Regions from separate parts of the Homo sapiens genome. Here region 2 is linked to region 1. Evidence: read pairs that join two places in POLR2A ChIA-PET (ENCODE). Cell type or tissue: OCI-LY7. All regions are shown on one strand. Each heading gives the region's core, and the rest is flanking DNA. Links, peaks and the distances in the headings are about the cores only.

What was found. ChIA-PET counts read pairs that join two places held together with the same protein. Peaks named below come from ENCODE experiments on the same cell type or tissue, not always from the same donor. Only the 100,000 strongest peaks of a DNase experiment are listed, where the experiment ranks them.
Region 2: POLR2A ChIA-PET joins it to region 1 with 15 read pairs; 1 of 35 experiments calls an interaction of 5 or more read pairs at or near these places.

The regions. Positions count from the first base shown.
Region 1 is chr14:105,812,138-105,828,270 of GRCh38, reverse strand. It overlaps IGH. Among named protein-coding and RNA genes, the nearest start is that of MIR4539, 37 kb to the left of the region's middle. RefSeq lists an enhancer at 9,437-10,645. In OCI-LY7, for the core only: CTCF peaks have their summits at 11,463 and 11,825; DNase peaks (open chromatin) are centred at 8,960, 9,520, 10,070, 11,020 and 2 weaker places; H3K4me3 peaks cover 2,676 bases; H3K27ac peaks cover 6,065 bases.
Region 2 is chr14:106,184,815-106,200,947 of GRCh38, reverse strand. LOC105370700 (a long non-coding RNA gene) reads right to left here and starts at 7,121. Exons shown (of 4, transcript XR_007064369.1): 1 at 7,035-7,121; 2 at 1-4,188. It also overlaps IGH, IGHV1-18 and the pseudogene IGHV3-19. RefSeq lists an enhancer at 1-613. In OCI-LY7, for the core only: CTCF peaks have their summits at 4,291 (motif pointing right) and 9,632; DNase peaks (open chromatin) are centred at 4,287, 4,757, 5,137, 7,617 and 3 weaker places; H3K4me3 peaks cover 6,566 bases; H3K27ac peaks cover 7,555 bases.

The DNA of each region.
Region 1 (16,133 bases), core at 5,278-13,277:
GTAATTTTAAAATTACCAAGAACAAAAAAAAGTCCAGGACCAGATTCACAGTAGAATTCTACCAGACATTCAAAGAAGAATTGGTCCTATTGGTACTATTCCACAAGACAGAGAAAGCGGGAAGCCTCCCTAATTCATTCTATGAAGCCAGCATCACCCTAATACCAAAACCGGGAAAGGACGTAACCAAAAAAGAAAACTACAGACCGATATCCCTGATGAAGATAGATGCCAGAAATCCTTAACAAAATGCTAGCTAACCAAGTCCAACAACATATCAAAAAGATAATCCACCCCAATCAAGTGGGTTTCATACCAGAGATGCAGGGATGGTTTAACATACGCAAGTCAGTTAATGTGATACACCACATAAACAGAATTAAAAACAAAAATCACATGATCATCTCAATAGATGCAGAAACAGCATTTGACAAAATCCAGCATCGCTTTATGATTAAAACTCTCAGCAAATCAGCATACCAAGGGACATACCTCAGTGTAGAAAAAGCCATCCATGACAACATAATTCTGAATGGGGAAAAGTTGAAAGCATTCCCTCTGAGAATTGAAACAAGACAAGGATGCCCACTGTCACCACTCCTCTTCAACACAGTATTGGAAGTCCTAGCCAGAGCAATCAGACAAGGGAAAGAAATAAAGGGCATCCATATCGATAAAGAGAAAGTCAAACTGTCACTACTGATGATATGATTGTTTACCTGGAAAACCCTAAAGACTCCTCCAGAAAGCTCCTAGGACTGAAAAAAAAATTCAGCAAAGTTTCCAGATAGAAGATTAATGTACACAAATCAGTAGCTACTCTATACACCAACAGTAATTAAGCAGAGAATCAAATCAAGAACTCAACCCCTTTTACAATAGCTGCAAAAAATAAAATAAAATACTTAGAAATATACCTTACCAAGGAAGGGAAAGACCTCTACAAGGAAAACTACAAAACGCTGCTGAAAGAAATCATAGATGACACAAACAAATGGAAACACATACCACGCTCATGGATGGGTAGAATCAATATTGTGAAAATTACCACACTGCCAAAAGCAATCTACAAATTCAATGCAATCCCCATCAAAATACCATCATCATTCTTCACAGAATTAGAAAAAACAATTCTAAAATTCATATGGAGGCCAGGCACGGTGGCTCATGCCTGTAATCCTAGCACTTTGGGAGGCCAAGGCAGTAGGATCACTTGAGGTCAGGAGTTCAAGACCAGCCTGGCCAACATGGTGAAACCCCATCTCTACTAAAAATACAAAAACTAGCCGGGTGTGGTGGCATGTGCCTGTAATTCCAGCTACTACTCAGGAGGCTGAGGCAGGAGAATCACTTGAACCTGGAAGGTTTGCAGTGAGCCCAGATTGTGCCATTGTACTCCAGCCTGGGCAAAAGAATGAGAATCTGTCACAAAAAAAAATTCATATGAAACCAAAAAAGAGCCTACATAGCCAAGGCAAGACTAAGCAAAAAGAACAAATCTGGAGGCAACACACGGCCTGATTCCAAACTCTACTATAAGGCCATAGTCACCAAAACAGCATGGTACTGGTATAAAAATAGGCACATAGACCAATGTAACAGAATAGAGAACCCAGAAATAAACCCAAGTACTTACAGCCAACTGATCTTTGACAAAGCAAACAAAAACGTAAAGTGGGGAAAGGACACCCTATTCAACAAATGGTGCTGGGATAACTGGCAAGCCACGTGTAGGAGAATGAAACTGGATCTTCATCTCTCATCTTATACAAAAATCAACTCAAGATGGATCAAAGACTTAAATCTAAGACCTGAAACTGTAAAAATTCTAGAAACTATAAAAATTTCCAATAACATTGGAAAAACCCTTCCAGGCATTGGCTTAGGCGAGGACTTCATGACCAGAACCCAAAAGCAAATGCAATAAAAACAAAGATAAATAGCTGGGACATAATTAAGCTAAAGAGCTTCTGCACAGCAAAAGGAACAGTCAGCAGAGTAAACAGACAACCCACAGAGTGAGAGAAAATCTTCACAATGTGTACATCTGACAAAGGACTAATATCCAGAATCTACAACAAACTCAAACAAATCAGCAAGAAAAAAACAGACAATCCCATCAAAAAGTGGGGTAAGGACATGAATAGACAATTCTCAAAAGAAGATATGCAAATGGCCAACAAATATATGAAAAAATGCTCAACATCACTAATGATTAGGGAAATGCAAATCAAAACCACAATGCGATACCACCTTACCCCTGCAAGAATGGCCATAATCAAAAAATCAAAAAACATTAGATGTTGGTGTGGATGCAGTGATCAGGGGACACTTCTACACTGCTGGTGGGAATGTAAACTAGTACAGCCGCTATGGAAAACAGTGCAGAGATTCCTTAAAGGACTAAAAGTAGAACTACTATTTGATCCTGCGATCCCACTACTGGGTATCTACCCAGAGGAAAAGACGTCATTCTACGAAAAAGATACTTGCACACTCATGTTTGTAGCAGTACAATTTTCAACTGCAAACTTGTGGAACCAACCCAAATGCCCATCAATCAACAAGTGGATAAAGGAACTGTAGTATGTATATGTGATGGAATACTACTCAGCCACAAAAAGGAATGAATTAATGGCATTCACAGCGACCTGGATGAGGCTGGAGGCTATTATTCTAAGTGAAGTAACTCAGGAATGGAAAACCAAACATCGTATGTTCTCACTGACATGTGAGAGCTAAGATATGAGGATGCAAAGGCATAAGAATGACACAATAGACTTTGGGAACTTGGGGGTAAGGGTGAGAGAGGAAAGAGGGATAAAAGACTACAAATATGGTGCAGCATATGCTGCTCGGGTGATGGGTGCACCAAAATCTCACAAATCACCACTAAAGAACTTATTCATGTAACCAAACACCACCTGTATTCCAATAACCTATGGAAAAATAAACATTAAAAAAATTAAGAAGACTGAAAGAATTAAAAAATTTAAAAAACAGTAAGTAGAAGAGAGGTATGTGAAGAAAGTTATGGGTATGAAGATGTATTTTTGGTACGGAAGGTTAAAAAGAAAAGAGAATTTTTTTAAAAAAGGAAGAATCTTGCGTGATAAATTTTTGTCATAAAGTAAAATGACTGCTTACTTTAAAAAAAGAGGTATCACACACACCAGGGCCTGTTGTGGGGTGGGGAGAGGGGGGAGGGATAGGATTAGGAGATATACGTAATGTAAATGACGAGTTAATGGGTGCAGCACACCAACATGGCACATGTATACATATGTAACAAACCTGCACGTTGTGCACATGTACCCTAGAACTTAGAGTATAATAAATATATATATATATAAAGAAAATTCCACACCTGAAGCCATGTGACAGGCTACAGACAAAACACAGTTAAAACTTTGTTTCATGTACAAAGTTATTTAAAATATTGTACAAAATCACCTTCAGGCTGTCTGTATAAGGTGTACATGAAATACAAATGAATTTTGTGTTTAGACTTGGGTCTATCCAAGATATCTCATTATATATATGCAAATATCCCAAAATCCAAAAAATATAAAATCTGAAACACTTCTGGTCCCAAGCATTTCAGACAGGGGATCGTTAGCCTGTAATGAGAGGGAGTATGGGTCAATTATGACGTTGAAGATTCAAAAAAAATTTTTTTTTAATTTTCAGTCAAGCTCTACCAACTACACTAACTAGAAAACACTCAGGCAGATTGCTTTTTGCTAGGTTAATATGGCATGATTACAACTGTGCATATGAATAACATGTATCAGATTCCTTTTGTTTGGGAATTATTTCATTACAACACTAAACACTGCTTATGTACGCTGGGTCTCTTTTTCAAAGACTACAAATAATGCTTGGTTCTTTGCTTTCAAAATATACCAAACATGAGGTACAAGAATGTACCCATCCATATTTGACCAGGGGTAGAATTAAAAGGTTTGGGTTGAAGAAGATGACATAACATCCCAAGAGGGTTGCATCCCTAGGGGTCATGGGAACAAATGTGGCCAAGTCCCTTTTTAACTGGAAAGGATTTCAGATCCCTGAACAAGACAATTCATCAGTCTTAAGCATAGTAAGTCATCAGCAAATAAGAGAATGATAAACACTAGAAAAATAATCAAATCATTGTCTAAATTCATTATAAAACTATATGAGAAAACTATAAAACTATATGAGAGAGATAAACAGAGACAAGAAGACAAGGATAAAATAAAAAAAGAGGTATCAAACAAAGCAGAACGCCTCAACATGTCATAAAACATCTGAGTAAGTCATAATAAGGTTTGCAAATAATGAATTTACGAAAGGAATTTTGCGTGTGATCAAGATGGCTATAATTAGAAGGGAATTATTTATAAGTCTTTCTAAAGACTGAGGTTTGCTATTAAAAATATGCTAATATAAAACTAAAGATTTAGTTTCCTGTGTTAGAACAACAAAGTTATCTTGAAGTATTGATCTGTTCTTAAAACTACAAGAAGTTTTTATTTTTAATTCTAAAATCTGTTTCTTTAACAGACCATTTCTATTGCTTCCTGGGATCCATTTACTTTCCCTAGTTTCAGGTTGGAAGTCCTCTTCATGTAAAACGAGAATTTCATTTCTTGACATAGTCTTTTCCCCCTAAAGCTTCTCAGTTTTAGATTTCAGAACTTCAACTTCTGTTGTATTTCACAGCACATGATTTATAGATCATGTATATAAATATGGATTTATAGATCATGTATATAAATACAGACTTATCCATCAGTGCCTTCAGCTCTTCCTCCCCATGAGATGGCCTGGGGTGATAGCTCTCTCTTTCAACTTTTTTTTTATCAACTCCTATAACATTTTTTCTCCCATTATAACTCTGTTGTTATGGCTCAATGCTGAAATGTTTATCCTGAAAGTCTAGAAAACAAATGTTCTCTCCAGTATAATTCCAGTATAATTGAATTTTCCCTTGTAACCAGGAAGTTTCTCATGCTGTTGCTTTTTCTATGTGTTCCCCTGCTCAGGTACTAGTTATCTTGTTTACATTTCTCTACTAATGGTTTACACTTATAGCCTTGGACATACTCTTTCTCTGCCTAATTAAACTCAGTGTCTTTTTCATCAGATTTGACTTCCAGTTTATCTACATGGGCTTCCCATGAGGAGACACAATCACACTGCAGGAGGCATTTCTTTAACTTTTGGGTAAGTAGCCTAAAAAAAACAAAGATTTTGTATTTTATTAGGATAATTTTTTGTGTTGTCTTTATGAGGTTTTTGGTTACTTAGGTAACTTGAGCTTTGAAGAAGTTAGGTCCTTTTAATCCATGTAACTTTCCGTATTACTCTTCAAGTCTTTTGATGATCACTGGTTGAATACATGGCTATATTTAATAGTGACCTGAGATTCTGCTTTGATTAGCCATGTTGAACCTTTGACATCTTTGGCAGGCTTCCTCAGGATCAAAATTCTAAAATAAGTCTTTTTTTATCTAGAATTGACTTAGGGATTTTACAGTTAGACCCCTGGAAAGCCTCAAAGAATTTATCTCTCATCCTATAGAGAAAATAAATGATTAGGCTTATTTGGTAAATTATATGGGAAACATTGTCAAATAATAAGTGATATTAGATCTTCTTTCAGTTACATTTGTGGGTATGCTATTGATATGATGTTTCAAAGATTATATAAATTCATATCAGTCTATAACGTTATCAGCCATAATTTTGGTTATGCTACATCTTCTTTAAAGCTATATTTGTATGGAGACGTTACTGATGTGAGTATATTCTAAAGATTATGTGAAATTTATAAAACCCTGATGGTTCTGATGTGATGCTATCAGTCACAGTCATGATTCTGTTTGCTACCTTAAAACACTATAGTAATTTTTAAAAAGTCAATTTCCTTATCAATTGCTGATTATAATGAATTTTTATCAGATGTTTAACCATGGCCATTTTGTTTTTGTGACCCAGAGTTATTGTTTTGATTTTTCTCCAAAAGCATTTGTAATCAGCTATTGTCCAAAATTGCTTTTCATGGAAGAGACTCAAACAGGAACTCTTAAATACGGTTTCCCGATAAAAGATCAATGGACTCAATAAAAAATTTTCAGAACTCTAATAAAGAAACTGAGAAATTCAAAAACCTCCAATCAAGCTCAAGCAGAAAAGCTGACTTCATGATATTGAAGAAGTGATGAGGGGAATATTTTTATGAATTTTATTTGAAGCATCGTTCGTTCTTAAATGTTTTGTTTGCCAGATTTAAGGAAATTTTCTCTCGTAAGTCATCTATAGTTTACAGTAATTTAATACAGTATACTTTTTGTGAACAAAGATGAAAGCAATTATTTTCCCCCCTACGTGACTCCTCCAAAATTTAGAAACTATTCACAAGTGTTCTTATGACGATGTGGCCATTTGTATAAGTCCAGATAAAAACTAGTTGTCTCCTCACTGCAGGATGTAATTGGAAACATCAGGTATATTACTAAGGCTTTGGCTGAAATACCATATTTGAAAAATATACATAGAATGCCTAGTTTCAGCCGGGCGGGGTGGCTCACCCCTGTAATCGCAGCACTTTGGAAGGCCAAGCCAAGCAGATCACCCGAGGTCAGGAGTTCGAGACCAGCCTGGCCAACATGGCAAAACCCCATCTCAATCCCGTCTCTACTAAAAATACAAAAATTAGCCAGGTGTGGTGGCGGGCACCTATAATCCCAGCTGCTCGGGAGACTCAGGCAGGAGACTCTTTTGAACATGGAAGGCAGAGGTTGCAGTGTGCCAAGATCACGCCACTGCACTCCAGCCTCGGCAACAAAGTGAGACTCCGTCTCAAAAAAAGAAAAAAGAATGCCTGGTTTCCAGGGTTCCTTATAATGAGTAAAAATCATCATTTCCTGGCAAGCCCAGAAACCTTAAAACTGTAAGTAAAAGCTAAAGCCTGTCTTGGTTTGGCTTACCAGCATAAAGAGGTATTGAAGTACGAGATTCCTATGTGATCAATGTACAGAGGAAAACTTATGCTTCCAAAGAAAAGCTGTAACACACCTGCTTTTAGATTGTAGCTCTGTGCATTATTTTCAAGTTCTTGTTTTCTACCTATAGACTAGATCCTGAATTCTTCTAGATTCTTCCAATCCAACTTTCTTCCATGGAGAAAAATGAGAACTGCTCTGTTCCTGAAGCCCTATAAGCTGAAGCTAGATAAATGCTAAGAAACAAGTCTCATGCTTGATGTCCGAGCCAGACAGAAAGTTCACCAGACTGCCCAATGCCACGACTAGAGACATTCAAACTGCAAAGCAAGATGAGGAATTTCACATTTTCACTCTGTAGACAGCTTCTCCCAAGTCATGGGAACAAGACTCCATATCATAATGGGACTCTTACCTGTCCTAGGGCCTACAGTTTTTACTTGGCTTCCTATTTTATTTATTCAATTAATTGCCTTGAATCCTGGATTCATTATTTATTCAATTAATTGCCTTTAATCCTAGACATTGCATAATCCTATTATGCAAACTAGGATTGTCATGTTATTACTAATTTTACTTTTTATTTTCCCTTTTTAAACTTTGTATCTGTTACTTGCTGAATTTTTTCAGAAGTACAACTTCTAACAGAATATTGCTAGCCCAGCACTTTGAGATAATAGCAAAAGACCACACCACAGACAAAATTGAACTTAATCATTTACTCCAGGTAGACTTAGCCTGAAAGCCACTGTCTTCAAACCTCCTTTGTTACTCAAATGTGGCTAAAAGGATTTTGACACTGACTCCTAGACATCAATCACTCCTTCAAACATGTGACCAGACCAGACACCTGGGACAGGCCCATCCAAATACTGAGGGACATCAGAACCTACCACAGCATGGTCCATCAGTGAGGCTTCCAGAGAAAGACCTTGACCAAAGGGAGAAAATATGATGAAAGTCGTCAGAATCAAAATGGAGTCCCTTGTGTTAAAAAACAAACAAACAAACGAAACTCTGACATATAAAGCCAGAGAAGGCTGAGAAGCATTCTCATGCATAAACACCTACTAGCAAAAACTATCACAAAAGACTATAAAAAACACAGCCTCGCACAAAGGCCATTGCAACCTTACACAAAAAAATACTTCTGCGAGGACAGCTGCCCAGCAACTGCCTGTGCGCCTCATACTGGCATCACCCTTGTTATTGATCCTTGTAGCCAAAGATTATTTCAAAACGATCATGTAATCGTCCTCATTTTTCCTTTAAAAACCTTTGTCGTCTTTTACCTCCCTGAATATGCACATAGTTTATGATGGTATGTGTGCTCCCACTGCAGTGCTTGGGGACCAAGCTCCCTCCACACCTCACTGTTCCCAAATAAATATTTTCTGTTAGAGCCTCTCTCTGTTCATTATTTAGCTCGACAGGTATTTGGTACAGCAGCCAAAACAGGCCAAGACATTGCCCGGAATCTTCCAGCAGTAGACTGGGGGCCCGGATTTGACCCTGGTCAGTTGGACACGGGCTTCTCTCACTCCACCAGATGAGGAACAAATAGTGAGGTGTGGCGGGAGCTTGGTCCCCAAACAGCTCCTCCGGCCATTTGCCCTCCCCACCCACGGACCAGAGACAGGACGAGGGTGAGCCCCGGTGTCAGCCATGTGCCCCAACCCCGGTGCCTCATTTGCTCCTAGGATGCGTCCTGTAGGTCATCTTCTTGCAGCTGTCCCGCTCAGTCTCCCCTCAACCCCTGCTCATGCTCTTGGTGAGCTTATCAATATTATGGTTTCCAATAGCTTCTGTTCATAGTTTCAACTCATATCTGTCCCTAAGTGTGGACTTTTATTCCACGCGTTGGCACTGGCAGTCAGCTATGTGCCTCCTACTCAAGGCATCTGAAACTGCAGGTGGGTAGTCGGCTAAGTCAGGCCCCAAAAGTGTCTTCATCCAGATTCCCAGAACTGTGACTCTGAGATCTTACATGGCAAAAGGGACTTTGCAGATGAGATTAAGCCAATGATCTTGAGATGAGGAGAGGGGCCTGGATTACTTGGGTGGCTCCGAATGTGGGCACAGGTGTCACAGGAGGGAGGCAGAGGGAGACGTGAGAAGGAGAAGGTGCCATGACTCCGAAGCCAGAGGCTCCTGCTGATCCTCCGGCCCCACCCCCACCCCACGGACCATGTGGTCTTTTTAAAACATGAATCTATCAGGACGGCCCATTCAAACCCACAGAGAGGTTCCCACTGCACCAAGAACAAAGTCAGAACTCTCAGGCCTGACCCACTGCCCTCGGCCACCCTGGAGCCCCAGTGCCCCCAGACCCGGTCCTGGCCTCAGAGTGTAACAGGCTCACTCCCACCACCCATCTGCATGGCAGGCGCCTTGCCATCGCCTCCCCTCTGAGAGCACAGACAGCCACAGCTGGCCTCCGGGTGAAAGGATGGATGAACAGTCAGGCCGGGCGAGTGCTCTCAGAGCCTGCTGGCCAACGGAGGCAGCCGCTCAGGCCTCTGCCTGAGCCATGTGCGATCACAGCTGCCGCCCAGCTGTCCCAAGGAGGCAGCTCTTGGCTTTTCCCCTGGGAGTCGAATTCGCAGGGAGTCCCATCCACAGGCCCCTGGGAGGCGGGAAGACATCTCGGTCTCCAAAGCCAGTAACCTGTGATTCCCCTGAGGATGGTGGGAACCTGGTGTGGGGCAGATGATCTGTATTTGAGCTTTGTTTCTCTCTAGCAATTATACCTAGGAAATACCCTAAAATGCACGACGCAATGCACATTGACCCCAGCAAACTCCCCACCCTGCGCCTGTTTCTAGTGCCGGGGCTGCTCCAGCACAGCCTGTGCACTTGACCGAATGTCTACAGCCCTGGCCCTCAGCCACACTGTGTTGTTTTCATGCACCTTCACCCAACAGAATTGCTCCAACAGAGTGATTCAGGGGGCTGCCCTCCAGCACCACTTCCCCTTTCCATGTTACGTAAATGTCCGTTGAGTCCTGACTGACTACAGAAATCTGTCTTCTGGGGGCATGTGATGCCCCAGGTGGCCCAGGGCCCCGCACAGGAATGTGTTTACAGCTTTCCCGGCACTGAAGCCACAGTCGTAACTCAGCCTCCTGACATGGGCCAGGGCCCTCGCCTCCGCACGCTCTGCAGCTCACCCGTGTCGCCACAGCCTGCTGGGCCTGGACGCCACCCTCTAAGGTGGCACTCGGGGCAGAAACATCTGTTTCCAGCTGGTAACAAACAGGACATGTCTGCCTCCCACACCTAAATCAATGCTTGACAAGCCTGGCCTGATCTCGGGGCGCTCACCACCAGCCACCTGCCTGGGCCCAGCCGACCTCCTCTCCCTTGGTATTTTGAGGGAAGGGTCTGAGCCCTTTCTGCCCCCCTAGACTTGTGGACAGAGGCCCCCCAAGACCTGGACAGAAATCAGGCCATAGTCTCCAGCCCCAAAGAGACTTCCAGAGGCCTGCACCTCTCCTCTCCAGCCGAGGCCCTGATGTCTGCGGCTGTGGCCATAGCCGGCTCTATACCTGCCAAGTTTATTCTAGAAAACATTGGTTTGGACAAGACCTCAAAACGGAATTGGGAAAATGAAAGAGAAAAGAGAAAGGATTTCTGCTCTCATTGTAAGGACAAAAAGCAAATTGAAGACCAGCACTGATACAGATCAATAATCACACCAGAAAAAAATATGGCAAAATATCTATATTCTCTTAAGGTGAATAAGTGTTCTCTCAGAATGAGGCTAAGGCCAGGAACAGTGAAAAGTAAGACTGATAAATTTGCCCACAAGGAAAAAAATAAAGTCTCTATAAGGACAAAGCCACCAAAAACAAAGTAAGCACCCCAGGAAAGAAAGTGACCAAAGTATCTAACATGAAAGAGAGCCTGTATTCGCATGAGCTCCCGAGAAACAGAACCCATAGATGTGGATGTGGATATCGACAGAAATAGGTATCAACATAGACACAGGCTATGGCCACAGGTATGGATAGAGGGAGAGATGCGAGAGAGAGATTTTAAGGAATTGGCTCACACAGTTGTGGAGACGAATGTCCAAAATCTGCAGGGCAAACCAGCAGGCTGGTGACCCAGAGAAGAGCTGAGGCTGCTGCTCCCGTCCAAAGTTCAGCCTGCTGGCAGAATTCTGTCCTCCTTGGGGACTGCCGTCTGTTTTCTCTTAAGGCCTCCAACTGCCTGGATGAGGCCCACCCACATTATGGATGATGATCTGCCTTACTCAAAGTCCACAGGTTGAAATGTTAATAACATCTAAAAATCACCTGCACTATCTAGACTGGTGTTTGGCCAAATATCTGGGTAGTATGGCCTGCCCAAGTTAACACCTAAAATTAACTATCAGAGTCCAAGTAAGTGAATGTAAAAAACAAACAAACAAACAAACAAAAACATGATGAATGAGACAAGCTCGACCTTGAAGAAGTTTTCAGTGGAACGTGGGGAAGAGGAGTTCTCTTTAGCCAGCTGCAGACACAAATAGCCAATAGAACACATGGAGAGTGTTAGAAGTCACAAATCGTCAATGGAAAGCAACTTACAATGTGATGTTCATTGAACATCTACTGTGTGCCAGGCCAAGGGCTAAGGTGGACACGTGCAGTGTGTCTGCACTGCGGCACTAAGGTCCTGGTGGGGAATGGATAATACAATTAAAAACAAATCACAAAGAAACCAGAAGAGGAAAAAAAGCAATTAAAAACAAATAAATGCTCCATAAAGGACAACAGCGCCAGCTGAGGGTGTGGCCATCAATGCCAGGCATCCAGAATATGTCCTTGGGGACATGGACCACTGGGAGGTGCATCCCAGGCAAAAGGAGCAGGAGGGGAAGGGTCCAGGCCAGAAACATGCTTGCCAAGTTCAAGAGCGGTGGGAAGGCCAGTGGGCTTGGGAAGGAGTGGGCTGGAAGGACAGGCCAGAGGCCAGACTGCATGGGGCCAGACTGGCCCTGATTCCAGCCTTGGACTTCACTCTGTGGTGATAGGAGACCCTCAGAGGGACTTGGGGAGGGGTTGTGTGTTTTCCTGGGAGCCACAGAAAAGTGAGTGACACTGGGCTGAGGAAGGAAGTCACAGGACCCACCAGTGTCTGCGCAGGAGTCCCAGTGGAAGAGCAGAAAAAATCCAGGAGAAGATACAAAAGTATTCAAAAGTAATTCAAAATAGCAAAAATCCAAAATATTCAATAATTTAAATGGTATTACTTAAAATAGTATTATAAATAATAAAAATATATTATTAAAAATAATAGATTACTGGCTTTAATACCAATGTACAGAAATCCGTTTTATTTCTATAGACCAGCAACAAACGGAAAATGTGATTCTTATAAAGATGCCAGATGTCTGCTTCTATTAAGGGCATACAGGGAACTCGGACCAGTTAGCAAATCTGAAAGAAGTATTTTAAAAATCTGTTTGAAGGTAATGGAGAGATACCAGAGTGGTGAATAATAGCCACCAAAGTAGCTGCCATTTGCAGTCACTTCCCCCTGAGCCCCTCCCCAAAAGCATTTGCTGATTCTGGGATAGTCAGTGAGAAGCTGAGCAGAAATCCTGACAATCTTAGAGCTAGGGAGAAAAACTCAGAGGCCAGGACTCACCAGGAGAAAGGCGCTTGGGAAGTACATGCACTTTGGATTAGAAACCCATGGACTTTCCTTATAGGAGCAAAGGTGAAGGAAATCATCCCTCACAGGAACTGCAACCAGATGCACTTTATTCAGGTCCTTAGAAAAGCTCAACCTCTACCACTGGGTTAAGTTGATCTCAGATTTTGAATTCCACCAGGAACCAGCCAGAAGCATATGAAAACCGTCTCTGGAAAATTATAACGTCATTTTAGGTTCAGTTGCTCAACCCAATACTTCTGAATACAGTATCCAGCACACAATCACAAAGAACCACACATACAAGTAGACGAAGCAACATGAGTAAGAACAGCAAAAACGGAAGATCAACAGGGACTCCAGACCTCAGCTATGGGAATTAGCACATGAAGACTTTCTTAATACTTTTTATTTCAATAGCTTTTGGGATACAAGTAGTTTTTGGTTACACGGATGAATTCTATAGTGGTTAATTCTGAGATTTTAGGGCACCCATCATCCAAGTAGTGTACACTGTACCCAATATGTAGTTTTTTATCCCTCACCTCCCCCACCCACTTGTAATCCCAGTGCTTTGAGATGCCAGGAGGTTTGGGACCAGCCTGGGCAACATGGCAAGACCCTATCTCTACAAAAAATGTTTAATAATTACCTGGGCATAGTGGTACTTGTCTGTAGCCCCCACTATCTGAGAGGTTAGGTGGGATAATCACTTGAGCCAGAAGTTTGGGGCTACAGGGAGCTGTGATTGAATCACTGCACTCCAGCTTGGGTGACAGAGTGAGGCCCCATCTCTGAAAAAAAATAAAAATAAGTAAAATTTTAAAACTGATAAAATAACAGTGCTACTAGGTTTGAAGAGTTTAAACACAATCTGAAAATTTCATCATAAATTGAAAACTATAAAACACACATAGCAGATCTTTTTTAATTCAGAATTTTAGAACAGAAGTATACAATGAAGAGCTCAAATGATGGGTTTAAGAGCAGACTTAACACAGCTGAAGAAAGAATTAGTGAATCAGAAGTTGGATCAGAAGAAAATATCTAGAATGAAGGATAGACAAAAACACAGCATGGAACTGGAGGGTTAAAAGAAGAGAGTATCCACCGATAAGGTCTAACATATAGGTAGTTAGAGTCCCAGAAGGAGAAGTGAGAAGGAAGAGAAGAAACATTTTTAAAGAGGCAATTGCAGAAATCTTCCCAAACTTAAGGAAATATCCTACCCCATCATTCATATGGAATAAAATACGTAGAAAATCTCATCTATGCCAGGCGTGGTGGCTCATGCCTGCAATCTCAGCAACTTTGGGAGGCTGAGGCAGGCAGATCACTTGAGGCCAGGAGCTTCAGACCAACCTGGCCAACATGGTGAAACCCTGTCTCTAGTAAAAATACAAAAATTAGCTGGGTGTGGTAGTACTCATCTGTAATTCCAGCTGCTTGGGAAGCTGAGGCAGGAGAATCTCTTGAACCCGGGAGGTGGAGGTTGCAGTGAGCCAAGATTGCACCACTGCACTCCAGCCTGGGTGACAGAGCAAGACTCTGAAGAAAATAAAATAAAATAAAACCACATCTATCCATAACATTATAAAACTCCTGAAGACTAAAAAAAAAAAGAGGCTATCTTAAGAGTAGCCAAGGTCGGGGAAGCTCACAATACCTTTAAAGGAGGACCAGTGAGGCTGGCAGCTAATGTCGTAACAGAAACAAGAACAGAATGAGATGCTGTCTTAGGCTGGCAGCTAATGTCGTAACAGAAACAAGAACAGAATGAGATGCTGTCTTTACAGTGCTAAAAGAAATACCTGCTAAGCCAGGGAAACTATCTTTGGAAAATAAAGATGACTTTTCTTTTTCTCTTCTTTTCAATTTTCATTCCCTAGGGCTATCCTAACAAGGACCGTAAAGAACAGAAGTGTATTCTTGCACAGCTCTGGAAGCTGGAAGTCTAAACTCAAGGTGTCAGGAGGGCTGGGCTCTCTCTAAAGCCTCTAGGGTAGGATGCTTCTTGCCCCTTCTAGCTTCTTTTTTTTTTTTTATTTCTAAAACGACTTTATTGCTAAGAACCATGATTATTACTTAAAATAGATTTTTCAGTTACTGATATAAAATATGTTCCTTTTGAGAACAAATGGACACATAGAGGGGAATGACACACACTGGGGCCTATTGGAGGGTGGAGGCCGGGAGGAGGGAGAGGGTCAGGAAAAATAACTAAGGGGCACTAGGCTTAATACCTGGGTGATGAAATCATCTGTACGACAGATCCCCATGGCACACGTTTACCTGCGTAACAAACCTGCACGTGTACCCCTGAACTCAAAATAAAAGGTTTTTTAAAAAATGTTCTTTGTGCTTCTAAAAATGTCTAAATAATCCTATATGCATTTTTCTTATTTGCCTCTTATGCGTAGCTTACAGATTTAAAAGTACAATGTTGCTTGTTTTGTATTCATCTTGGTGGATCTAATAATTTACAAATAGGACATAGGCATGCTGATACAGTCAGCAGTTAATTCCTCCTTCTGACAGTGGGGTTTGGACATACAACCAGCAATGCGTGCAGGTGGAGAGACATAGAGGATCTTTTTTTTTTTTTTTTTTTGAGATGGAATTTTGCTCTTGTTGCCTAGGCTGGAGTGCAATGGTTCGATCTCGGTTCACTGCAACCTCCGTCTCCTGGGTTCAAGCAATTCTCCTGCCTCAGCCTCCTGAGTAGCTGGGATTACAGGCATGCGCCACCACGCCCAGCTAATTTTGTATTTTTAGTAGAGATGGGGTTTCACCATGATGGTCAGGCTGGTCTCCAACTCCCAATCTCAGGTGATCCACCCGCCTCGGCCTCCCAAAGTGCTGGGATTACAGGCGTGAGCCACCACGCCCTGTACGAAGTTTTAGGTCATCTGTGATTCACAAACGACCGGCTTCGAGAAGCTCTGGAACGTGCCAAACAAGGCACTGTGGAGTAGTTTGGCTCCATGTGACCTAAGAGAGGAAAATCTGTTGTCTTTGGGAACATTACACAATTCAGGTAAGATATGTGCATATTCTCAAGGGAAATTTAAGGTGCTCATACTCAATAAATAAACACAAGAGCAGCGTTACAGATAATATTCAAAGAGACAGAGGCTTCTTCATACCTGATGTGGTGGGAAGACCACTGGATGACTGGACACTGAGATACGTGGTTGACAGTCTCGTCTCTGAAACACATGATTTGAGTTTTGAGCTTAGACAAACTTGTTTTTCTCCAGCATCAGTTTTTTCATCAGTAAACAATAATAATAATACTGTGTTTATGCCAACATCATTAGGAAGATCACTTTAAATGGTGTATATAAAAGGATCCATCAACTTTAAAGCCAGTACCCAATATACACTCATAGATATCAGCGTATTACAGAAAAATAGTATTTATTTTGTGGTCAAGCATATCTGGATTCTAATCCCAATTCTACTAATTGCTCCCTTATCTTTTGTGTCCCGTGA
Region 2 (16,133 bases), core at 2,879-10,878, 380 kb before region 1:
GTACATGGAGCCATCTACTAAGAACGCGGGTTGCTCAGGTCAGAAGGAAAAATAATTAAGAACAAAGAGGAAATTTTAGCCCTGCTTGAAGCTGTGTGGCTCCCTCAACAAGTGGCTGTAATCCATTGTAAAGGACATCAAAAAGAAAACACGGCTGTTGCCCGCGGTAACCCAAAAGCGGTTTCAGCAGCTCGGGAAGTGGCGCTGTCTTCAGCTCCGTCCATAAACCTGCTACCGGCAGTTTCTTTTCCACAGCCAGATCTGCCTGACAACCCCGCGTACTCAACAGAAGAAGAAAAACTGGCTGCAAACCTTAGAGCAAATAAAAATCAAAAAGGTTGGTGGATTCTTCCTGACTCTAGAATCTTCGTACCCCCAGCTCTTGGAGAAACTTTAGTCAGTCACCTACATTCTACCACCCATTTGGTGGGACAAAATTAGCTCAGCTCCTCCGGAGCTGTTTTAAGATCCCTCATCTACAAAGCCTAACAGATCAAGCAGTTCTCTGGTGCACAGCCTGCGCCCAGGTAAATGCCAAGCAAGGTCCTAAACCCAGCCCAGGTCACCGTCTCCGAAGAAACTCGCCAGGAGAAAAGTGGGAAATTGACTTTACAGAGGTAAAGCCACACCGGGCTGTGTACAAGTACCTTTTAGTATCAGTAGACACCTTCTCCGGATGGACTGAGGCATTTGCTACCAAGAACGAGACAGCTAACACAGTAGTTAAGTTCTTACTCAATGAAATCATCCCCTGGTACGGGTTGCCTGCTGCCATAGGGTCTGATAATGGACCTGCCTTCACCTCGTCCATAGCTCAATCAGTCAGTAAGGCATTAAACATTCAGTGGAAGCTCCATTGTGCCTATCAACCCCAGAGCTCTGGACAGGTGGAATGCATGAACCATACCCTAAAAAATACTCTTACAAAATTAATTCTAGACACCAGTGAAAATTGGGTAAAACTCCTTCCTTTAGCCCTACTTAGAGTAAGGTGCACCCCTTATCAGGCTGGGTTCTCACCTTTTGAAATTATATATGGGCGGGCACCACCTATCTTGCCTAAGCTAAAAGATGCCCATTTTGCAGAAATATCACAAGCTAATTTATTACAGTACCTGCAGTCTCTCCAACAGGTACAAGAGATCATTCTGCCACTTGTTTGAGAAGCCCATCCCAGTCCAGTTCCTGACCAGATGGGGCCCTGCCATTCATTCCAGCTCAGTGACCTGGTGTTTGTTAAAAAGTTCCAGAGAGAGGGCCTAACTCCTGCTTGGAAGGGACCTCACACCGTCATCCTCACGACGCCAACAGCTCTGAAGGTGGACGGAATTCCTGCTTGGATTCATCACTCCCACATCAAAAAGGCCAACAAAGCCCAAACAGAAACATGGGTCCCCAAGCCTGGATCAGGACCCTTAAAACTACACCTAAGTCGGGTGAAACTGTTAAATTAACTCTTTTTATTTGCTTCTTTTGTTTATCCTTGCCTGTAATGTCTTCTGTGCCTTCCTACTCCTTCCCCCTCACCTCTCTCACAACAGGACGTGTTTTCGCCAATACTACTTGGAAGGCTGGTACCTCCAAGGAAGTCACCTTTGCAGTCGACTTGTGTATACTGTTCCCGGAGCCGGCTGGTACCCACGAAGATCATCGCGACCTGCCAGTCATGGGAGCAGGAGGTGTCGACCTTGCAGCAGGATTTGGACACTCTGGGAGCCAAGCCAGATGTGGAAGCTCCAAAGGTGCTGAAAAAGGACTCCAAAAGGTTGACTTTTACCTCTGTCCTGAAAATCACCCTGATGCTAGCTGTTGAGATACCTACCAGTTCGTCCGCCCGGATTGGGCATGTGTAACTTTAGCCACTTACTCTGGGGGATCAACTAGATCTCCAACTCTGTCAATAAGTCGTGCTTCTCGTCCCAAATCGTGTTCTAAAAATAATTGTAACCCTCTTAACATCATTGTCCATGAACCTAATTCAGCTCAATGGTACTATGGTATGTCATGGGGATTAAGACTTTATGTCCCAGGGTTCGATGTTGGAACTATGTTCACCATCCAAAAGAAAATTTTGGTCCCCTGGAGCCCACCCAAGCCAATCGGACCTTTAACTGATCTAGGTGACCCTATGTTCCAAAATCACCCTGACAAAGTTAATTTAACTGTGCCCCCACCATTCTCAGTTCCTAAGACCCAGCTACAAAGACATCAACTCCAACCCAGTCTGATGTCTATACTTGGTGGAGTACATCATTTTCTTAACCTCAGCCAGCCTACACTAGCCCAAGATTGTTGGCTATGTTTAAAAGCAAAACCCCCATATTATATAGGATTAGGAGTAGAAGTCGCACTTAAAGGTAGTCCTTTATCCTGTCATGCACAACCTCATGCTTTCACATTAGGAGATGTGTCTGGAAGTGCTTCTTGTCTAATTAGTACTGGATATGACTTATCTATTTCTCCTTTTCAGGCTATCTGTAATCAGTCTCTGCTTACTCCCATGAGCATCTCAGTCTCTTACCAAGCACCTAACAATACCTGGTTGGCCTGCACCTCAGGTCTCACTCGCTGCCTTAATGGAACTAAATCAGAACCCCTCTTGTGTGTTCTAGTTCATGTCCTTCCCCAGGTATACGAGTACAGTGGATCAGAAGGACAACTCCTCATTGCTCCCCCGGAATTACATCCCAGGCTACGCAGAGCTGCCCCACTACTGGTTTCTCTTTTAGCCGGTCTTAGCATAGCTGGGTCAGCAGCTATTAGTACAGCTGCCCTAGTTCGAGGAGAAACTGGACTAATGTCTTTGTCCCAACAGGTAGATGCTGATTTAAATAATCTTCAGTCTGCCATAGATATACTACATTCCCAGGTAGAGTCTCTAGCTGAAGTAGTACTTCAAAACTGCCGAGGCTTAGATCTGCTGTTCCTCTCTCAAGGAGGATTATGCACAGCTCTAGGAGAAAGCTGTTGCTTTTACGCCAATCAATCTGGAGTCATAAAAGATACACTCCAAAAAGTTCAAAAAAATCTAGATAGGAGCCAACAAGAACGAGAAAATAACACAGCCTGGTATCAAAGCATGTTCAATTGGAACCCCTGGTTAACTACTTTAATCACTGGTTTAGCTGGACCCATCATCATCATATTATTGAGTTTAATTTTTGGCCCTTGTATATTAAATTGGTTCCTTGATTTTGTAAAACAACGTATAGCGTCTGTCAAACTTATGTATCTAAGAACTCAATATAACCCCCTTGTTGTAACTGAAGAATCAACGACTTGATTCCCCTAAAACACAAGTGGGGAAATGAAATGCCTAACGGTGTTTTTACTTTAACTCGTTACTTTGAATTTTGTCCTGCTTGTCTCTTTAATCACCTAACCTTGCTTCTCATGTAAATAAGACTCTCTCTAGCTAGGAAAGCCAGACAAACTCCAATTGACCCCTTAGTTTACAAGACACTAAGGGCTCCTCACCCAACCCCCTTTCGTGAGGAGTTGGCCTGGGTAAACAGATCCTCAGCATTTCAAAGGAGCCCAATTAACTGATAAGGTACCCACACCAACAATGTATGAAGTTCCCAGGAATTTTCTCCAAGAGATAACAACATGAAACCTTGAGTTTGTGTCCGGCATAGACCCTATATCTAATTATAATAAAAGATTTAGAACCTTGCACCTGGTACCGTTGCTCTTCTTGTAACCATTTGTCTTTTAAGTTGTTTATCACTCTGTAACTATTTTGATTATTTTGATTCTTGCATGTTTTTACTTCTGTAAAATTATTACATTTGAGTCCCTCTCCCCTTCCTAAACCTAGGTATAAAATTTACTCGAGCCCCTTCCTCGTGGCCGAGAGAATTTTGAGCATGAGCTGTCTCTTTGGCAGCCGGCTTAATAAAGGACTCTTAATTCGTCTCAAAGTGTGGCGTTTTCTTAACTCACCTGGGTACAACAGTGCAGCTGGTGGAGTCTGGGGGAGGCTTGGTAGAGCCTGGGGGGTCCCTGAGACTCTCCTGTGCAGCCTCTGGATTCACCTTCAGTAACAGTGACATGAACTGGGTCCGCCAGGCTCCAGGAAAGGGGCTGGAGTGGGTATCGGGTGTTAGTTGGAATGGCAGTAGGACGCACTATGCAGACTCTGTGAAGGGCCGATTCATCATCTCCAGAGACAATTCCAGGAACTTCCTGTATCAGCAAATGAACAGCCTGAGGCCCGAGGACATGGCTGTGTATTACTGTGTGAGAAACACTGTGAGAGGACGGAAGTGTGAGCCCAGACACAAACCTCCTGCAGGAACGTTGGGGGAAATCAGCTGCAGGGGGCGCTCAAGACCCACTCATCAGAGTCAACCCCAGAGCAGGTGCACATGGAGGCTGGGGTTTGTTTCCTGTCAGGATTTGGGACTTCCTCTGCTTCTGACAGTTTCTCTAGGGAAACTCTTTAATTTTAGATTTCTGTGCCCACCAATGTCATCTCTACATTTTTTTAATCATTGTAATATGATAGGAGGACTTATTCTCACATGCACAATATGTATATTGCCACCTACGGGAATGAAAACTCCTCAACCATGGTCACCAGCATCAGAGTCGTGAGGAAGCTCAGGGGTGCCTGGTGAGTCTTCTCCAGTCAGACTCAGGACAGTAACCTCAAGGGGATTCCCTTGTGAGAACTCACACACTTTCATGAGAACAGCACCAGGAGTTGGTTCTAAACCATTCATGAAAGACCCACTCCATGACCCAGTCACCTCCCACCAGGTCACCCCTTCACAATTGAGGATTATAATACAACATGAGATTTGGGGCAGGACACAAATCCAAACCATATCAGATACACATTGTGAAATGCTCATGATGGTCAGGGTAATTTGTATTTCTATCACCTCACAGCGCTACCATTTTATTATTTTTTTAAATTAACTGCATGAGTGAGTGTCTGATGAGAACACCTCAGATATACCCTTTCAGCAACAATCATTTTTATAATACAGTATTAACTATAGGACCATTGCTGTACGTTAGATCTCCAGAACTCATCCAACCTGCACAACTGAAACTGTACAATTTAACAAACATCACCCGATTTCCCTCTCCTCCCAGGTCCTGAGACCCTCTATTCTGCTCTCTACTTTCAAGAGCTTGAATATTTTAGATCCCACATGTAAATGAGATCATGCAGCATTTGTCTTTCTGCATCTGGCTTATTCCACTCAGCATCATGTCCTCCAGGCCCATCCGTGTTGTTGCAAATGTCAGAATTTCCCTCTTTTCAAAGCCAAATAAAATACAGATTTATGTATACACATTTTCTTTATACATTCATCCATTTACAGTCATTAAATTATTTTGCAAATCTACACTATTATTAATAATCTTCAATGAACACGTCTTTGGCAAAGTAATTTTATTTCCTTTGCATATATAATAAGAAATGGGATCACCAGATTATATGATAGCTTTATTTTCAACTTATCGAGTAACCAATCCTACCACAGTGTATTCCCTTTCCCTCACATTCTTGCCAATATTTGTCATCTATTACATTTCTGATAATAACCATATTAACTAGTGTGAGGTGATATCGCATTGTGCTTTTCATTTGAATTCCTCTGATAATTAGGAATGTTGAGAACCTTTTCGTTTTCTGTTTGCCATGCATGTATCTTCTGAAAAAAGTTATCCAGGTTTTTGCACTTTTTTATCAGTTCATTTGTTATTTGCTATTGAGGTATATGGGTTATTTATACATTTAGATAGACCTTCTTGTCGGATACATAATTACACATAGTTTTTCCTGTGCTTTGTTGTTAAATTCAAAGAAATCAGTTCCGAATTAATGGCAGGAATTTTTTTTGCTCCATGTGATTTATGAGTTTATGGCTTCAGGTATTATGTCCAATATTAGCTGATTTTTTTATATGGAGTTAGAGAAGGCCTAATTTTATTTCTTTTGAATATGAATGCCAGTTTTACACCATTATTGAAAAGACTGTCCTTTCTCTACTGTGTGCTCTTGGCACACAAAATCAGGAGAGACATAATGACAAAAGAAAATATCAGATGAATATTCCTGATGAACATAGACCTGAAAGTCCTCAACAAAATACTATCAAATAGAATCCAGAAGCACTTTAAAATGTAATACATCATGGTCAAGTGGGCTTTACCCCTGGGATGCAAGGCTCGTTCAATATCCACAGTAACTGTGATTCACAATGTAAACAGAATAAAAGCAAAAACCATATGATTATGTCAATAGATACTGAGAAAGCCTCTGGTAGGTTCTAACATCCACTCATGATAAAAACCCTCAACAGACTAGACATCAAAGAAACGTACCTCAGAATAATAGCCATCTACAGCAAACCCACAGTCAACACCATACTAAATGAGCCAATTAAAACACTTGTCTTTATAAATTACCCAGTCTGAGGAGTTTCTTTATAGTGTGAGAATTGACTAATACAGCATCCAAATAGGAAAGGAAGTCAATCCGTCCACCTTCAGCGATGATATAATTCTATACCTAGAAAATCCTAAAAAGTCTGCCAAAATAATTCTAGAATAAACAACTTTAGTAAAGTGTCAGGATACAAAATCAATGGACAAAAATTACCAGCATTTCTATAAGCCAACCACATCCAAGCTGAGAGTATAATCAAGAACAAAATCCTATCCAACTTACAGTATCCACAGAGAAAATGAAATGCCTGGGAACACAGATAACAAACAAGGTGAAAGATCACTACGAGGAGAACTATAAAGCACAGCAGAAATAAATAATAAATGATACAAATAAATGGGAAACATTTCATGCTCATGGATTGGAAGAATCAATATTGTAAACATTGTCATAATGCCCAAAGGAATTCACAGATTCAATGCTATTTACATAAAACTATCATCATCATTCTTCACAGAATCAGAAAAAAATCTATTCTAAAATTTATATGGAACCAAAAAAGACCCTGAATAGCAGAAGCAATCCTAAGCAAAAAGAACAATGCCAGAGGCATCATGATACTGACCTTAAACTACACCATAATGTCTTGCTAACAAAAGCAGCTTGGACTGGTACGATAGCAGACCTGCAGAAAAAAAAAAATAGATCAAAATTGAAAACAGAAATAAAGTTGCACACCTGCAACCTTTTGATCTTTGACAAGGCTGACAAAAGCAATTGGAAAAAAAAAATCTCTGTATTCAGTAAATGGTTCTGGGATAACTGGATTCTGGCAGGTATGCAGAATGCAAGAGTGAAGGAGCCTGTGCAGCTTCTACCTAGATTTCAGATGTGTAGAGAGCCCTGCATGCCCAGGAAGAAGCCTGCTGCAGGAGTGGATCCACCACAGAAAGCCTCTACTAGAGCAGTGCCAAAGATGGGGAAAGATGGAGTTGGAGCCCCCATTCAGAGTCCCCACTAGGGCGCTTCATAGTAAAGTTGTGGGAATGTGGCCACAACCCTCAAGACCCTAGAATGGTAGAGCTACAGGCAACTTGCACCCTCAGCCTAGAAAAGCTTCCAGCACTTGACTCTCACTTGTGAAGGCAGCCCCGTGGTCTGTGCCTAGCAAACCTATAGGGATTGGCTGCCTGAGGTTTTGGGGACCCACCCCTTGTTCCAGTGTGCCCTGGTTGAAGTACATAAAGTCAAGAGAGATTATTTTGTAGTGTTAGGATTTAATATCTGCAGTGCTGGGTTTTATATGTGTGTGAGGCCTGTTGGTTGTTCCACTGGCCAATTTATCCCTTTAGGATTGGAATTATTTACCCAATGCCTGCACCATCATTGCACCTTGGAAGTAAACAACTTTCATTTTTAAACTTGCAAGCTCACAGCTGGAGGGACATTGCCTTAAGACTCAGATGAGACTTTGGACATTTTAGTTGGAGGTTGATCAACTTAACATTTTGGGAACTATTGAAAAAAGGTGATTATATTTTGCAGTGTAAGAAGAATATGAGAACTTTGGGTCTGAGAGTGCAATGATATCATTTAGGGGTTTTCCCCTCCAAATGTCATGGTGAAATGTGACCCACAATGTTGGAGGTGGGGCCAACTGGGTGGTTTTGGGTCATGAGGAGATTTTTCAGGACTGGCTTGGCATCCACCCCATGGTAATTAGTGAATTCTTGCTGTATTAGCTACTGTGAGATTTGATTGTTCAAAAAAGTCTGGCAACCCTCCTACCCTCTCATGTCCCCCCTCCTCACCATATGACACAGCCTCCTCCCCCTTTGCCTTCCACCATGACTGTAAGCTTCCTGAGGCCCTCGCAAGAAGCAGATGCTTGTGCCATGCTTCTCACACAGCCTGCAGATCTGTAAGCCAAATAAGCCTCTTGTCTTTGTAAATCACTTGGCCTCAGGTATTAATCTATACCAATGTAAAATAGACTAATACACTGCCCAAAGCAATATACAGAGTCCATGCAATTTATATCAAGTAACTAATATAATTGATTACATATTTTTAAAAATCCTAAAATTCATATAGAACCAAAAAAGGGTCTGAAAAGCAAAAGCAATCTTGAGCAAAAAGAACAAAGCTGGAAGTACCGCATTCCCTGACTTCAAATTACACAACACAAAGATAACAAGAAAGGCAGCGTGGTAATGGTAGAACAAAAATCAAGAGCCCAGACATACAGCCAAATATCTACAACCAACGGTTCTTTGACAAAACTGACAAAAATATACACTGGAGAAACAACCCTCTATTCAATAAGTAGTGCTGGGAGAATTAGATAGCCTTATGCAGAAGAATAAAATGAGACTTCTGTATCATCATAGACACAAATTAACTGTGAATATGGATTCAATGTTTAAATTTATAAACTCATAAAAATTCCTGAAGAAAATCTAAAAAAAATCCTCTAGACATTTGCCTAAGCAAATAAAATATGACTAAGACTGACTTCAAAAGCAAATGCAATGAAAACAAAATTAGACAAACAGGATTAATTGAAACACAGATTGTCTGCATAGCAAAAGAAATAACCAACATGGTGAACAGACAACCTGTGAACAGTAAAAAAAAATTTGCAATCTATTCATCAAAGGGCTAATACATAGAATCTACAAGGAACTCAAATAAGTCAACAAGAAATAACAAATAACTTCATTAAAGAGTGAGCAAAAACCAGACATTTCTCAAAAGAAGACACAGACGTGGCCAAAACAAATAAAACATACTCAGCATCACCAATCATCTGATAAATGTAAATTACAAACAACATGATATAGCATCTTCCACCAGTCACAATGGCTGTTATTACAAATAAAAAACAGCAGGTGTTTGGAGAGAAGCATAGGAAAAATAATGCTTTTTATATGCTTGGTGAAAATATAAATTAGTACAACCTCTATGAAAAACAATACAGAAGTTTCTCAAAGAACTAATATTAGAATTACCGTTTGTCCCAGTAATCCCTCCCAGTGGGTATATTCCTCCCAAAAGGAAATTTTTATATCAGAAAAAGTCACCTGCATTCCTAGTGTCTTTCACAGCAACGTGAATAGAGTTGTAGGACATTAGCCTAAATAAAATAACTCAAAAAGATCTTCTCTTTTATAATTGGAAAGTAAACAATGGGTACACATGTACATACATAAAAAACAAAAGACACTGGGAACTGCAAAAGAGGGCAAGGTGAGAGGAATGTGAGGGTTAAAAAATCACCTACTGGCTCCAATGTTCACTAGTGGGCGATAGTTACACCAGAAGCCCAAACCTCACCTTTATGAAATATATTCATGTTACAAAATTGCACATGTACACCCTGATTCTACTGAAAAAAACAGAAATAAAACATGAACAGAATTGTTAGACTGCTAGCTAGATTTGTCAACAAAGAAAAATGCAAAAGGAGCAATTCTCTGTTTTGGAACCCTTTCTCATTTTCTGGTACAATTAGAAATTGTAGACTAATCCCTATATTCTCTTCTGAAGCCCTAGCATTAGCCATTTCTCAAAGACATGCTGGTTCCTTTTTTTTTTTTTTTTTTTTGAGACAGGGTCCAGACTCACTGCAACTTCCACCTCCTGGGTTCAAGCGATTCTCCTGTCTCAGCCTCCCAAGTAGCTGGGATTACAGGCATGCGCCACTGTGCCTGGCTAATTTTTGTATTTTTAGTAGAGACAGGGTTTCGCTATGTGGGCCAGGCTGGTCCAAACTCCTGACCTCAAAAGATCTGCCCACCTCAGCCTCCTAAAGTGCTGGAATTACAGGTGTTAGCCACTGCACCTGGTCACTGGTTTCTTTTATAGAAGAATAGTATTAAAAACTCAAATCTTGATTCTGGGTGTATTTTTTATTAATGTGCACTCATTTCTTGTAGAAATTCTCAGGTAAAAAATCTAGGAAGTATGTGTTGTGTATTAACCCATATATACACAGACATCTAAACTATTTTTATCTAATATATGTACCTATATTATGCTAAACTTGCAAATAAAATGACATGTCCACCCTAAGTTAATACCACATGGATGTTTATCGCATTCCTTCTATGCCTGACACTAACCTCCCACTCCAACCACAAGGAACCCCATTTCCCCATACGCCGTCCATTCTCTTTGTAGTCCAATTCCAAGATTCCTGTGGAGTGTAACAAGATGTGTAAGTTGTGCTCTTTTGTGGAACATCGTCAATTGGGGTACAATGCTGATGTGAAGTTTCTTTTTTCTTTAATCTTATTGCCTACACCATTTCTGAATCTACTTAGTACCTCTTTTGAATTCATACATTTGTAATGGAATTAGACATTTTCTATGTTATCTGCATTCCATCCTGGAATTCCTAATCACCTATTTTTAAAAAAAATTCTTTTGAAGTAAGATTGTATTAGTCAGGGTTCCCTAGAGGGGCAGAACAAACAGGATATATATACGCACACAGGATACACACACACACACACACACACACACACACACAGAGTTTATTAAGGAGTATTAACTCGTATGATCACAAGGTCCCACAATAGGCCATTTGCAAGCCGAGGAGCATGGAAGCCAGTCCGAGTCCCAAAGCTGAAGAACTTGGAGTCCCATGTTCGAGACAAGGAAGCATCCAGCACGGGAGAAAGATGTAGGCTGGAAGGCTAAGCCAGTCTAATCGTTTCATGTTCTTCTGTTGTTGTTGTTTTTTTTTCCCTCTGGCCACACTGGCAGCTAATGAGATTGTACCACCCAGATTAAGAGTGTGTCTCCCTTTTTGAGCCCACTGGCTCAAAAGTTAATCTCCTTTGGCAACACCCTCACAGACCCACCCGGGATCAATACTTTGCACCCTTCAATCTAATCAAGTTGACACTCAGTATTTAGCATTACAAGTCCACCCCGTCAACTTGAAACCATACACATCTCCTGAGATTATACATAATCTTCAAACAAAGACAATAATAAAGTCATAATTACACCTAATATAATACAACTTTATTCGTTCAACTGGAAATGCACCAATCCCCAATCCAAATGCTATTACATATGGTCCACTCCCTCAAGGACACAGCCAGGATCATCCTATGACTTGGTGTCTAGAAGACTCATGCACTTTTAATTTTACCTCCAATATTAGACTCCACTTTATCACATGCAGACACTGCAGAATATTTTAAGACATCGATGTCTTATGCTGAAAAATTCAACAGTACATAAAATTGCCTTCCCACCACAGCCAGTGGTTACTACTGAATAAGGATCTGCCATCCCCTAGGGAGGTGCTATAGTGGATGGTGTGCACTGTTAGTAGCTATGGAAATTGATCCATTGTGGCAAATGGCAGCATCTTTCTTTTATAACATTAAACCATATTATATTGTATACACATACCACATTGTCTTTATTCATTTGTCTGTATGCTGACCATCAGATAGTTTCCATATCTTCGCTGTTATTAACAGTGTTTCAATAAACATAGGATGCAGATATGTTTACAAGGTGGTAATTTCATCTACTTGGGTATACTCCCAGAAACAGGATTTCTGGTCATATAATATCTCCAGTTTTAATTAATTTAGGACGCTTTATGTTGCTTTCCATAATTGTGGAAATGTAGAATGGTATAGCCATTATGAAAAACAATTTTGGTTTTGAGTTATGATCCATAAACAGCATTTGCTTATGGCTCTCAATGAGAGTTTCTACTAAATATGATGGAAGGCCAGGAAGGATTCTCACCTTAAAGCTTGGATGGATTATGAATTTACCTCTTATTTCCTAAAAGCAAAAGTTTGGAAGCATACATGATGGAGGCTGTTGGCAGGTTTCAGGATGATCTCATAAAAGGAGAATCTGCTGGATAAAAATGTTGGGTTTTCAGTTATAGACACACCTACACTCAATATGAAATGATGAAGTCAACTGAGGATCTAGAACATGTTCACTTGAAGCAACAGCACATTCTCAAAGGAACTTATTGCTCCATCACAAGGGCGATGAACTTCTGAAACCAGTAAAGTGTGAGTGCACAGTAAGTGATAACGTTATCACGTTTACATGAAGTTTGTTTAATGTGCCAAAGGCTGGTACAGATTAATCTTACACAAATATATGAAACATATTTTTCCATACATAGATATCTAGAGGATAATCCTCTTAGCAAAACTTCTTCAGGTTACAGAAATCTGTGTAAGTTGTAGATCTCATGGGGAACTGTCTCTTTATAAATACTGGTCTGTTTTTCAAGTCAGGAAAAATTATCTCTGTTGGAGTAGGCTTCCAATTGTGTAGACTTCTGAATTGCTTCTTGAGTTGTAACAAATGAACCAAAAAATTTGACTAATTGGAGTTTTGTGGCTGTCTTAATAAAAATTTCTTATAAGCTTTCTTTCAATTATTTGAGACCAGTTTTCCTGATTTTATTTTTCTCCAATAGATAAATTTTCACAAGATCTCAGGAAACCACCTCTCTGGCTCTTTAGTTTAAAAGACTAGCTTCTTAGGAAAAGAAGCTTCTTTCTAACATTGAAGAGCTCATTTATTCTGCAAACCATGAAGTTTGAGTCTCATTGTCAAGAATCATGAAAATTTTTACTCCAATATACTGAAAGTCATGACTCTTGAATTCAATATTTATTGGCATTCACAAAAGTGATTCATTCTCAGATGTGTCCTATGTTGCTGGCCCAACATATCAGTGAACTGAGTATCCTCCCTTAGCTCTCTCTGTCTGTAGCACTGAGTCTACAATCTTCAGAGTCATCCATGAAGGGGAGTCCTGAGGTTCATGGGATTCTTGTAAACATTCAGGTCAACAGAAGAAATAAACAGGATTGAGGGCTGCCAGCCATTTCCACGCCATTAGGAATAATTACCATCTAAGTATAAAGGTCTACATCATACAGAATACCCCACAGGATAGGCTGATGCAAAAAATTCCAACCCCACAGAGGCTCCACAGCAACCCTTACAGTTCTTTCAGGGAAGAAATAATCTCCAAGTTAAATGAGTCAGTAAAGCTGCTCTGAGCTACAGGAAAAATTGGATTTGGCCCAGGTTTGTCTGAGTTCAACGTGATTATTATACTCAGCTCCTGCTCCAATCTGGACTGAGTACGGGGAATTTAAATGAGCCTGGCTGTGTGGTTTGTTATATGAAAATCTGAACTATATAAACATAAATGGCATGTCTGGACTAGCATGAGGGTGAGAGATCCTGGGAACTCCACCCCCCATACTCTTATCGCCCTTTCCTCCAGGAACCTCCAGGTTCTCAGGGTGAGAATCCACATAGATCCCTTCATGGCTCTATTTCTAGGAAACCAAATCTCTAATAAATACACCCAGACTTTCTTCAGACACAGAAACCATGGGAAAGGCATCTTTAGATCCTCATCTATGTGGGGAAAGGTAATCCATCCCCATTACAAGCCCATACTAGCAGCCTTCCTTTATCATGAAAATGGGTAAAATTAGCCAATAGATGTAAATTTAAAGAAAATTTCCTGTGATGCTCCAGCCAGAAAAGAGCAAAAATCAGCTTCACTTCTGGAGACTTCCCGTATAGGTCACAGCCCAGAGAAAGAAGATCACCACAGCATTAAAATTCAGCTGTAAGAACATGTAATGCTTCCGTGTTCCACACATTATGTCTCACCAGTTTAGTCAATATGGATTAAATACGAGAGTGTGGCAATGCACAAACTCTATCTGAGGAGGAAATAGGAGAAAAATGTTAAGGAAAATAGAAGAATTCGAAGCCTCTAATACCAGGAACTTCAGCACAAAGAAAATGATTTCACCCTTATTGGCCTCAAATTTATTTTTCCTGTGGCATCTGCAGGGTTCCAAAGTGAGAAAAATTAATTCACTGTGCATGCACTTCCGAAGTGTCCACTTGCATTCTGATATCTTTACTTCTATTTGCAGAAAGTAGACACATATTCAGCCTTAGTGCCAGTGTAGGGAGTGCTTTCCGTGACATGGATACCAGAAAAATAGGGTAAACATAGGGCCCATTAATGTGAAAATCAGACATTGTGTGTGTGTGTTTGTGTGTGTGTGCGTGTGAGTTGAATAGTAGAGTTGGAGTGGGCTTCTATCCACCTACACCTGCAGGTATTCTCAGGTGCCATAATCAACTGCAGGACCCTAAAGGAAATAAGAGTCCCCCCAAACCCCTGAAGAGTTTTTGGGTTCACCGTGTGTCCAATGATTCAGTGCCTCTTGAGCTCCAGGAAAGGGCTCCCCAGTGATGCATGAGATCTTTCTTGGGGTCTCCCTGCAGAGTTCACTGGGATTCCTAAGGCCAATTCAGTATTTCAAAAGATGGTGTGAGAAGCACAGGCTGTCACTAAAGGAGAATTCTGAGCCAGGGCACAGCCACTTTATACTTGGCTGGGGACACTGGTAGGAATATACTCTGTGAGATCAGACAGGAACCTCCTTGCAGGGGCAGGGCAGGGCTGCAGGGGGCGCTCAGGACACACAGAGCACAGGCTTCCGCCCCAGAGCAGGTGAAGGAGGCTGGGGAGGGGTTCCTCTCAGGGCCTGGGACTTCCTTTAAAAAATCTAAAATAAGTATTTCACAAGGACTGCCGATGTTTATATAAATATCCTATTCAATTGTGAGCATTTATGAAACTCGATGTTGTAATGAGAACCACTTTTACAATGGGAATTTCAAACTTCCCTAGACATCTTAATAGTAAGCAGCTGGAGGTCAGGAGGAGATCCTTTCTTATAAATAAGTGCAATTTTTGGAGAAACACACTCATTCCCAAAATAGCACATTCACATATTAAGGTCTAGAAATGATTCGAGTTGCCCCTGAGACAGTCAAATGTGGGTTCTAAGTGAGGTGCGTGTCCTGGGGGAGCTTGTTCTCCAGTGGGGGAAGCTCTGTCAACACAGAGTTCAGGGATGGGTAGGGGATGCGTGGCCTCTAACAGGATTACGGCTTGAACCCTCAGCTTCTACAATTGTGTCGTCCATGTGTCATGTATTTGCTCTTTCTCATCCTGGGTCAGGAATTGGGCTATTAAATAGCATCCTTCATGAATATGCAAATAACTGAGGTGAATATAGATATCTGTGTGCCCTGAGAGCATCACCCAAAAACCACACCCCTCCTTGGGAGAATCCCCTAGATCACAGCTCCTCACCATGGACTGGACCTGGAGCATCCTTTTCTTGGTGGCAGCAGCAACAGGTAACGGACTCCCCAGTCCCAGGGCTGAGAGAGAAACCAGGCCAGTCATGTGAGACTTCACCCACTCCTGTGTCCTCTCCACAGGTGCCCACTCCCAGGTTCAGCTGGTGCAGTCTGGAGCTGAGGTGAAGAAGCCTGGGGCCTCAGTGAAGGTCTCCTGCAAGGCTTCTGGTTACACCTTTACCAGCTACGGTATCAGCTGGGTGCGACAGGCCCCTGGACAAGGGCTTGAGTGGATGGGATGGATCAGCGCTTACAATGGTAACACAAACTATGCACAGAAGCTCCAGGGCAGAGTCACCATGACCACAGACACATCCACGAGCACAGCCTACATGGAGCTGAGGAGCCTGAGATCTGACGACACGGCCGTGTATTACTGTGCGAGAGACACAGTGTGAAAACCCACATCCTGAGGGTTTCAGAAACCCCAGGGAGGAGGCAGCTGCACTGAATTTGAGGAGATTACAGGGCT